Regions from separate parts of the Mus musculus genome. Here all the other regions are linked to region 2. Evidence: chromatin contacts called from ENCODE Hi-C or POLR2A ChIA-PET data. All regions are on one chromosome and are shown on one strand. Each heading gives the region's core, a stretch centred on a gene start or an enhancer-like site at or near the end of the contact. The rest is flanking DNA. Distances are from core to core; before and after follow the strand shown.

The links. Hi-C counts contacts between places; a loop is a spot of excess contacts on that map. ChIA-PET counts read pairs that join two places held with the same protein, here RNA polymerase II (POLR2A).
Region 1: POLR2A ChIA-PET joins it to region 2 with 13 read pairs in Patski. The contact joins the promoter of Plxna3 here to the promoter of Flna in region 2. POLR2A ChIA-PET finds 5 or more read pairs at or near these places in 3 of 5 experiments (Patski and embryonic stem cell).
Region 3: a map of heart shows a loop between it and region 2 (2.2-fold over the local background). The contact joins the promoter of Lage3 here to the promoter of Flna in region 2. A Hi-C loop is called at or near these places in 5 of 37 maps with a recorded cell type or tissue (heart and left cerebral cortex). POLR2A ChIA-PET finds 5 or more read pairs at or near these places in 4 of 5 experiments (Patski and embryonic stem cell).

Annotation. Positions count from the first base shown.
Region 1 is chrX:74,327,033-74,330,370 of GRCm38, forward strand. It overlaps Plxna3 (plexin A3), which reads left to right and starts at 2,034. Exons shown (of 33, transcript NM_008883.2): 1 at 2,034-2,183. It overlaps Gm39520 (a long non-coding RNA gene), which reads right to left and starts at 1,258. Exons shown (of 4, transcript XR_878127.3): 1 at 1,138-1,258; 2 at 698-763.
Region 2 is chrX:74,245,209-74,248,806 of GRCm38, forward strand. It overlaps Flna (filamin, alpha), which reads right to left and starts at 1,326. Exons shown (of 46, transcript NM_010227.3): 1 at 856-1,326. The coding sequence starts at 1,228.
Region 3 is chrX:74,352,360-74,355,633 of GRCm38, forward strand. It overlaps Lage3 (L antigen family, member 3), which reads right to left and starts at 1,259. Exons shown (of 3, transcript NM_025410.2): 1 at 966-1,259; 2 at 515-643; 3 at 1-139. The coding sequence starts at 1,168. The coding sequence ends at 25.

The sequences.
Region 1 (3,338 bases), core at 784-3,283, 83 kb after region 2:
TCTGTAAGCATGTGAAAATGAGTTTGAATTCTCAGCACACATGTAGAAAGTCAAGCATAGGTATACATGCATCCACAAACACAACTTTGGGGGAGCAGCAACAAGTGACAATAAGTCACAGAGGGAAAGAAGAAGACAACAAATGTTCTGCTCTGGCCTCCATACATGTGCAAAGTACAGATGCTTTCCACACTCATGTACTGACACATATGAATACAAAAGAAGTGCAATCCCAATTTTTGGAATGGTGGTAAAGGTAGAAAAAGTTATATGATCATTTCTAAACAAACAATACATAGAAGTGTTTCTAGTAATGTCTTAGGGTTTTACTGCTATGAACAGACACCATGATCAAGGCTACTCTTATAAGGACAACATTTAATTGGGGTTGGCTCACAGGTTCAGAGGTTTAGTCTATTGTCATCCAGACAGGAAGCACAGCAGCATTCAGGCAGGCATGGGGCTGAAGGAGCTGAGAGTTCCACATCTGGTTCCAAAGGCAGCTAGCAGAAACTGACTTCCAGGCAGCTAGGTATTAAAGCCCACACCCACAGTGACACACCTATTCCAACCAGGCTACACCTCCTAATAGTGCCACTCCCTGGCCCAAGCACATACAAAGAAGTAAGCAAACAGCCCAAAGAGGAAAACAAAAAAATGTGTCAGTTGATGAAAGAATAAATAAAATGTGGCTTACCCATGCAACAGGATATTATTTGGCCCCAAAAGGAAGTCTTGATCCATGGTACAACTCTGACAAAACCTGAAAATATTAAAAGAATGAGTCGACATAAAAATATATTTATATTGTATAGTTCCATTTATTTGAGATATCCTTAAGAGGCAACCCCACAGTCAGTAAGGACAGAGCGTTTCCCAGAGCTTGGGTATATATATATATGAGGGGAATTGAGACTGATAGCTAACTCCTACAGAGTTTCTTTTAGAAGTGATGAAAATGTTCAAGAATTAGATGGCAGAAATGGTTGCACATCTTTAGGATTATATTAAAACGCCACTGAATTGTCTGTATACATTAAATACAGGACTTATATGAAAACTGAATTATATCTCAATAAAGCGGTTTACAACGGAAAAAAAAAGAGGCTAGAAAGATGGCTCAATGGTTAAGAGCACCTGCTACTGTACTGCAGCTCTATGGTGTCTAATGCTCTCAGATGGTCTTCTTGGGTGCGTGCGCATGCACACACAAAGAATAACTGTAGCAGTGGAAAATACTTGTATTCCAGAACATGGGAAGGTGAAGCTGGAGGATCACTGTAAGTTCAAGGCCAGCCTGGGGTACAGTAGGAGGCACTATCTCAACACAACATGGAAAAAATGCAGCTGTGATGGCATAGACCCATAATGATCCCAGTATTGGGAGGATGAAGCAGAAGGGTAGTCAGTTCGAGACCACTCTGTACTAAAGGGAAAATAAATTCAAGAAAAAAAAGAGAAAGCAATGGAATTAAATCCCAGATTCAGCAGATTCAGAGTCATGGTGACTTGCTGAGGAAAGAACTAGGTGAAAATGGCTATAAGTTGCAGTACTCCAAGCTTCGTGGCGGGTATTAGCCCACCAGTTTATGGATCATTGGAGAAAGAGCCCTGAGTTAGGGGGCAATCTTTGTTTGTGCGGTTTTGTTGGACCGGCCAAAGCAATATCTTGCAACAGTAGCAGGTGGCCACGGGCTCCTGGAGGCGCGCACTCCAGGCCCAAGGGGGTGTGGCGCGGCCGCGCACAGATTCCAGGGTTGCTGAAGGCAGCAGGCGGGGAGCTGGGGGTGTGGAGAGGCCCGCGCCTAGGACTCAGCCATTGAGCAAAGGGGGCTGTTCTCAGGAAGGGATCCCCAGAGACCCATGAGAGGCTTGCTTCTTGCACTAGAGTCCTGGGCCCCAGGGCCTAGCGGCCTCCCCCAACCGCCATGCGCTCTGCTTCTTAGGGCCCCGGCCCGCCCTCTCTGGGAGCCCCCTCCCGGTGTGGTGGTACGGTCCGGGTTTAAAAGGCCCAGGCGGCCGCAGGCCAGCCCAGTGTGTGGGCGGCGGCGGTTGCAGATTTTGCAGCGTGCGAGGCGAGGCTGCGGGGCCAAGCGAGGGGGGCGGCTGTTGGGCACGGGGCGGGGGGGCACGTCCACGTGGCCACGGGTGGCCACCCCGAGTCAGTCGCGGTGGAGGGACAGGTAGGTGGTCGCCATCCTTAAAGCCTGTGCGCCAATAGTCTGCTGGATGGCAGAGGTTTCAGACAGCCTGGGGGTCCAGATGGTTTCTGGGGTCAGGCCCTGTCCCTCCCTACCTCTCCAGACCAGGCTTGCCAAGCACTCCGTACCCTGAGCGGGAAGAGACAGCCAACTCGATCATAGTCCTATTGGTTGATAGAACCCTTTTGTAGAGGAGGAGCAGCATCTCTGAGCATTGCTGTAGCCTCTGTATTGACTAAGGTATCTGCGGGTCTGCTCAGGGTGCCCCCATTGGGGGCAGGACTGGTTGGGTTCATGGCATAGAGGGGAGCATTGTGGAAGAGCGGGCTGTGGACCTGCATATTTATATGGAGCTTTCCTCATCATCGCGCTCTTTGCTGGCAGGACTGTAGCAGAGGGGCTGGGTGCGACTGTGATGCTTGAGGTTGCCACTTAGAGGTGGGGGCTGGGGTGGGGTCTTGGGCTGCCAATTACCACTTTCCAGGTCTCCTTTCCAACCTGTCCCGGCCAGTTCCTAAAATTTGGCTTTTCTGTAGAGTGTAGAAGAGGTGAAGGTAGGGTGCAGTCGCTTTTCTCTTTTGCTTTCCTTTCTTCTCTGGTTGTTGCATGAGGGGTCTGGGATGCAGACCCGACAAAAGAGCCCCAGAGCGCTGATCACTCTGAGCTGAAACTTGGCACTTTCAAGCTGGAATTGCTCCATGTTCTAGCAAATGCTGGCTTTTCTTTCTCTTTGCTGTGGCCCCCACCCCCCACCCCATTCTGAGTCCCTCCTGTGTCTCTTGGGAATTGGGCACTGAGAGGGTAGCACTGAGCTCTGCCCCATTAGTTACAGAGACACTGCTCTGCTGTCTTTGCAGCCTGGGGCTGGCTGGGTGTGGCCCGGGGGGTGAATGCCAGCATTGGCCCTATTTGTTTAGGGGAAGGGGTAGTACTCCATAGCCTTAAGGCTTCAACTGTATTTGAGGATGCTGGTTTCTACATATAATACTTCTGGGACTCTCAAAAGTGGGTTATACCCTTCTGCCAATATCCCTCTCTGACTAACCTTTGGCTCTTCAGGGAGAGCCACACAGGCCTGGCAGAGCATTTGTCTGCCTGTGTCTGAGCAAAGCTTGACTGATGTCTGTCTCAGCGAGA
Region 2 (3,598 bases), core at 76-2,575:
CTGGTGCCTGTCCATGAGCAGCCCCTACTTTGAGAAAAGCATGGGATCCTGCAAGAGACAATACCAATGCCAACCTCTCCAGTTCAAAGACTTGGGAACTGGACTAGCAGTAAACCCTGTGCACATTGGAGCACCTTTCAACCAATCTCTGCATTCTAGATGTACAAAACCAAGGTTTACAATGAAACAAGAATTTGATCCATGATAGACAGCAAAGCTAACAACCAAGTGCTCGTGCCTTTAGTCAACCACACTCATTACACCTGGAGTACAGTTTTGCCAGCAGTATATCTCTTTGCCCCCCTCCAAGTTCAGCAAAAAAAGAAAGAAAGAAAGAAAGAAACTGGGGATTTGAACTATCTCCAATGGGGAAGCATGTTCCAGGGCAAGAAGTTGAGGGAGTCCTACATAAATAGGAGAACAAGCTACAACCTTCACTTTAGAACTGCAGAGGCAGCCAAATGCTAGAAGGGTACTTTTAAAATTGTTGTAGGTGGAAAGCATGGGTATCCCAGGGATGGGGTGCGGCTCTCAGAGGCAGAAGCCTAGTCTGTGCCTGTCCCACCTCGGGTGCAGCGTTGGGGGCGCGGCCTACAGAGGATGTGAGCTCAGCCTGGGAGCAGGCCAGCAAGGCGCTGCGGGCGGGGGCGCGTAGCGGTTCGCATGCTCGCCAGGCCAGCCTTTTGTTCTCGAGGACCTCAAAGAACAAGGCGGCTAAGGGGCCTAGTGGTAGCCTTGGTTGTGTGCAGCAGCTAGGGAAGACAACTAGGAGAGACTCTAGAGGAGAAGAAAGGAAGAATTTGTTGCGACCACGCCCGCACCCACTCAGCGCCCCAGTGTAGCCCGTGCCCTCACCTATGGACACGAGCTTGATGCTCTCACGGTCCAGGAATTCAAGCGCCACCGACACATTTTCGAGCTGCATCTGGCGGAAAGTGGGTCTTTGGTTGTGCTTGCGGTGCATTTTCTTCTGGCTGAGTACCTCGAGCAGCGCGATGAGCCGCAACCCATCGCTCAGGTCCGTCTGCAGATTGGCGATGCGCTTGCTTACGCACTTAAGGTGCTCATTGCACCAGCGGGTGAATGTGTTCTGCTGAATTTTCTTCCACGGTGCATCTTCTGCTAGGTCTTTTTCGGTAGCCGGCATCTCCGCGTCCCGTGAATCGATACTGCCTCCCGGAGACGCAACCGCCGCACTCTGGCCACAGCGGGAGTGAGAGCTACTCATTTTGAGGCGCGAGGAACGGAGGGGCGGTGCTGCAGCTTCGCCGATGGGACGGCCCTTTAATTAAAGCAGTAGGCACCTCCGAGCATGAACGACGAGGCACAGAACAGAGGTTGCACTGCGGAAAGAGCGAGCCCTTTAAATGTATGCGAAAGGCGGAGCCAGAGGCAAAGTTTCCTTGGGGGCGGAGCCTCTGGGTGGGGCTTCTGGGCCGCGCCCGCCCCACCTCGCCCCTCCCGTTGGAATGCCCCACAACGCCCCCCGCCCCCATCCCCCGAAGCTGCCTCTGCACTCCGCCAAAAGCAACTCAGCCCCGCTGCTTCAGAAAGGGTCTTTGAGCCCCAAAGAGCACAAAAAGGTCTGGCAACATCCGCTACAGTACTACAGGAAACGGACCCCAGATCTAGGAACGCTTGAGCAATTCTGTCACAGAATTGCTCAGCTCCAGCAGGCACACCCTTACAAGGGACTTTCTTTCCCCAAGGTCCCTGCAGAAGGCGGAGCGAATAATGTCCCGGTATCACTTGGGCTCCGCCCTGACCCTGTACCCTCTTCTACATTCTCTATTCTTCCCGAGCTTAGGGTTCTCAGCCACAGTGTGATCCACAGCAGAGTAAAGCAATCCTGTGAGCGAACCCTTCCAGAGCGCCTAACGCTGCTGAGAGCTCTTTGTATGCTGTCAGACAGGGCTCTCATCACCTAACATAGACACCCACAGAGCCCTGGCACTCCCTACCCATCTCCTTTGGTCTTCCCAGTCTCCATGACCCTGGCCTGCACACCTGCACAGGCCCATTCCCACCGTCGTCTTCTCTACTGCCTAGTTCCATCCGCGAGGAAATGGGGCCAGCACTGGGCCAAGTGGCCACCAGCACTACAGGATCAAGCAGCTTTCCAAAGGTCCAGGGTATGCCAATGCACACAATCAGAGGGCGCCTGCCTGCCTGCCTGCCTGCCTGCCCTGTGATGCATGTAGATCTGTACACCTTGTACCTGCCATACTCACTGTTCTACCTTGGGCCCTGAGGAATTCTGGGGGGAGAGGTCTTCTCTGGCTGAACAGTCCCAAGCCTTGCTGTGACCCTAGAGATGTGGAGGGGCTCAGGGAGAGGGTCCCAGATTACTGAAGAAAGGAGAGTCACCAGACATCAAGGCTTGCTAAGGAGCCTGAGTGTGTTCCCTAAGTAGTGTGAAGCTACTCACTAAAAGTTAATTTAATGATAGATATTCTCTGGAGATAGTGATGAGGATGCTGTGCTGGGACAGAAAGGAGCGAAGATACAGAAAAAGAAAACTGTAGGGGATACTCCCAACCATCCTCTTTAGTTAAGGGGATTCATCTTACCTATGTCTTTCCCGTGGTAGACTTTTCCATCTACTTACTCTGTACTTCAAGCCTCTCCAGAATGTTAAATTGTTTTTCCAGAAAGACAGGCTTCTGTCCCTACTTCTCAATTCTAAGACCAGTGGCCGCCGGGGCTGGAGAGATGGCTCTGTGGTTAAGAGCAGTGGCTGCTCTTTCAGAGGACCCAGATTCAATTCCCAGCACCCATATGAAAGCTTACAACTGTCTGTAACTCTAGCTCCAGGGAATATGACACCTTCACACAGACATGAATGCAGGCAAAATTATGCACATAAAATTAATTAGATAGATAGATAGATAGATAGATAGATAGATAGATAAAGACCAGTGGCTGAAAGAGGCCTTGGGTTGACCAACATGTCATGCCCAAATATGGTTGACTCTCCCACAGCCTGGAGTGTCTTCATTGCCTGTGGTAGGGCTATGATAGGGCTTTGATCACAATGGGCAGAACCTTTCAGCATAGTCATCTTGAGATTGTCTATGATATCGCCAGTCAAATAACATTTTCAGTACAGAATCCCTCCCCCCCATTCTACCTCCAGTCACCTGCATAAATATCTGCACCAAGTGAGCCAAAGGTTGAGTTGGGGGACATGATGGCAGAACTGTGCAGGGATAACCCAAATGGAAACTTCCAGCCATGTTATTCAAGACACAATTAGGGTAATATTTTTGGTCCCCCTGATCTACTGGAGAGCAAAGCCCCATGTACGGAATTGCATTAATACATGATTTTTCATTCAATGCCATTTGGCTGGATCACATGAGTTCATTAATGTACAGAGAACAAGGAAAACTGAATCATAGTAATAGAGCACAAAGAACTTGAGTTTCCTAGCTTCCAGCCCTATGATTTGGCTATTTAGGGGGAAAAGAGGAAATGGGGGGGGGTGTCCTAGCCTTAGAGTGCACAAGTGCCACCACCAGATGTCGCTCCATCCCAAAGATCCAGATGAGGCAGCCCCAGGAAGCCAAAATCCAGCTCTTTCATATTTTCCCTTATT
Region 3 (3,274 bases), core at 9-2,508, 110 kb after region 2:
TCAGACATGGGTCCCCAGCCAGGCTTAACAGGAAACTGGGGGCCCAAAGAGCTGTATGGTGTTCACCACTAGGGAAAGCTGGTCAAGAAAGTTGATGATGGAAAGTCGGAGGAGGCGAGAATCTTCCGCGATCCAGCGTCTAAGAGTGAGGAAAAGAACATCAAATTCAAACTGGTAGTTTCTACCCTTATTTCTTTCCTTTTATTTATTTTTTTTTTTTTGGAAATAGATAGAAAATCTCTCACTATGTAGCCATGGTTGGCTTAGGGATTGCTATGTGGATCTGGCTGGCCTGGAACTCACAGTAATCAGACCATCTGCCTTTCTCTTGGCTCCTACCCTTTCTTCATCTGTCAGGCATCCACTGTACTGCAGGTAGAGACTAGACTGGTCCAGTGCATCATGCCTTTCCTTAAAAATCACTCTAGTGTGATGATGTCTCTGAGGAAGTGCAGCCTAGGGTGGAGGATGGCCCAGACACCTACCCAGCATCCTAGACTCTTTCAACACTTACACCTCCAGCATGCAGCCGCTCACTTTAAGCTCCTTCCCTACCAGTCCTCGATGTGGTTCGACATCTGGAACTAGGGACCCACAGGCGATTTCTGCCTCCAAAGAGGTCGGGAAAGGCACGAAGAGGGAGCTGGTAGAGACTCAGGAAAGGCACCATCTTGAATCAACTTTGCCTCCTTACCCCTCTAAAATCATCGCATCTGGTCTAAGCTCCCCAGGCTATATCTTCCACATTGCTTGGGCCATTCCTGCTCATTTCCCTCCACCCTGCTGCCCCTCCTCTGTTGTCAAGGAACTTTTCATGCCCAGGCCATACCCCAATCAGCGGGTCCCTCTGCTTCCCTCCTCCCTGCTTTTTTTTCTTTTCTTTTCTTTCTTTTTTTACCCTCCTCCAGACTACCCGCTTCCCTGTTTCAAGCATCCCGCAGATATGTCCATGTCCGGTAGGATACAATCTGTGATGTCGGGTTCCAGGCCTTTGGGTTAAAGGCACCATGCTTTTGCTGGAATTTCGGGAGGCTTCCAGTGCTCTTGCAACAGGGTGAGCTCCACTGGGAATAACTGCCTTTGTGCCTGCATTACCAGGACAACAGCGGCTAGTCTGACCATCGGCGCCATCTGCAGTGTGGCTTAAACCTGTGTGTGCTGTCTGCATGTCTGCTGCTGTTCCTCCTTTCAACCCACCTTCGCGTTACCAGCCCGCCGCCTCTGCCATTGCTGCGGCCCAGAACCCGCCTTATCCTCCGGAAGCTCCGCCCCTCGCACAGGCTGCCATTCCACACGCGCCTGCGCGAACGGGGAAGGTGGTGGGGCCGGGGAGGGGCGAGGGGCGGGGGGGGGGGAGGGAGGCGGGGCGGGGAGGAGCGGTGGGGGGGGGGGGTGGGGGTGGGCAGGAGGACTCTCCAGGGATTTATAGGTTGATCTGGTCAGCTTCTGCCTCCAAAGTGCATCACCATGCCAAGTTGTCCCTACAGTTTCCTAAAAGGGACCTAAGGTGATATTTTCTAAAAAACAAAACCACAACAAAAACCAAAACACTATCAAACCAAAAAACTGTCAAGTGGCCTGGTGTGGTGATGCCTGAAGAAATCTTAGCATTTAGGACCATGGTTCTCAATCTGTGGGTTGACCCAAGTTGGGGTCACATATCAGATATCCTGCATATCAGATATTTACATTACAACTCATAACAGTAACAAAATTACAGTTATGAGGTAGCAATGAAAATAATTTTATGGTTGGGGTCACCATAACATGAGGAACATATTAAAGGGTTGCAGCATTAGGAAGGTTGAGAACCACTGATTTAGGAGGTGGGAATAGTTCTTTGCTTAAGTTGGAGGTCAGCCTGATCTACATAACCACTTCTAGGCTATCCAGACTTACATATTTATATCATCTCAAAAGCAGTCACAAAACAGAAAACCCCATCAACAAACAAATGAAGTGAAATGAGATTTTGAGTATCAGCAAGCAAGAGGTTTCTTTATTTTTCCAGATAAGTTCTCTTAGCCAGGGTTACATGCCTTTAATCCCGACACTTTGGAGGCAGAGCAGGTGGCTGTGAAGTTGAAGTCAACCTGGTCTTCATAGTGAGTTCTAGGACAGCTATATAGTGAGGCCCTGTTGAGGGTGGTGGTAGAGGGATCGGGAAAGGAAGGAGAGAGGGGGGACAGAGAGGACAGAGAGGAGAAAGAGGAGAGAGAGACTCTATGTAGGTCTGGCTGTCCTGGAAGTTGTTCTGTAGACCAGGCTGGCCTCAAACTCAGAGATCTTCCTGCCTTTGTCTTCTGAGTGCCAGGATTAAAACACAACCCTCACCCCAGCTAAATGTATTTATTTTTATTGTATGTGTTTGAGTGTTTTCCCTGTTTGTATATAAGTGCACCTACTGTGTGCAGGTCCTGGTATCTATGTGAATCCTGTAACTGGAGTTGTGGGTGGTTATAAACTGTCATGTGGGTGCTGGGAACTGAATCCAGGTCCTTTGCAAGAGCAGCAAGTTTTAATTACTGAAGCAGCTCCAGCTCCTCTCCTTGAACACCTTCAAAAGCCCTGAGATTTTCTTTTACAACTGTCTACAGCTTATCCTCCACAAAATCATTCCTAATTTCATTTTTAAAAATATGTCTTACTTATTCCTTGACAATTTCATACATGTATACTATGTATTTTGATCCTACCTATCCTCCAACTCACCTTTTTCACTTTGTCAGATTTGTTTGTTTGTTTGAGACAGGGTTTCTCACTCTGTAGACCAGGCTGGTCTTGAACTCAGGAATCCACCTGCCTCTGCCTCCCAAGTGCTGAGATTAAAGGTGTGGGCCACCACTGCCCAGCTTCAAAATTCTTATATAGATCATATGCATGCTTAAAATTCTGTAAATTGGAGCTGGAGAGATGGCTCAGCTTTTAAGAGTGCTGGCTGTTCTTGCAGAGGACCTGGGTTCCATTCTCACTACCCACCTAGCAGCTCACAAGAAATGGTTCAAGGGGGACCTGATGTCCTCTTCTGGCTTCCATGGGCACCAGTAACATGTCTGATGCACAGAGACACATAAAGGACAAACACCTATGCATATAAAAATAGAATAATTACATTTTTATTTTTAAAACTCTAAAAATAAGAATGGTGGCTGTGGGTTCGACAGCACTCATTAGGTATAGCACTTATATGACATTTCAAGGTCCTGGTTTCATTCCCAAAGTCTCTGCAGTAGTTTATAAGATCGTTGTATAATGTGGCTCAATGACTTCTTGG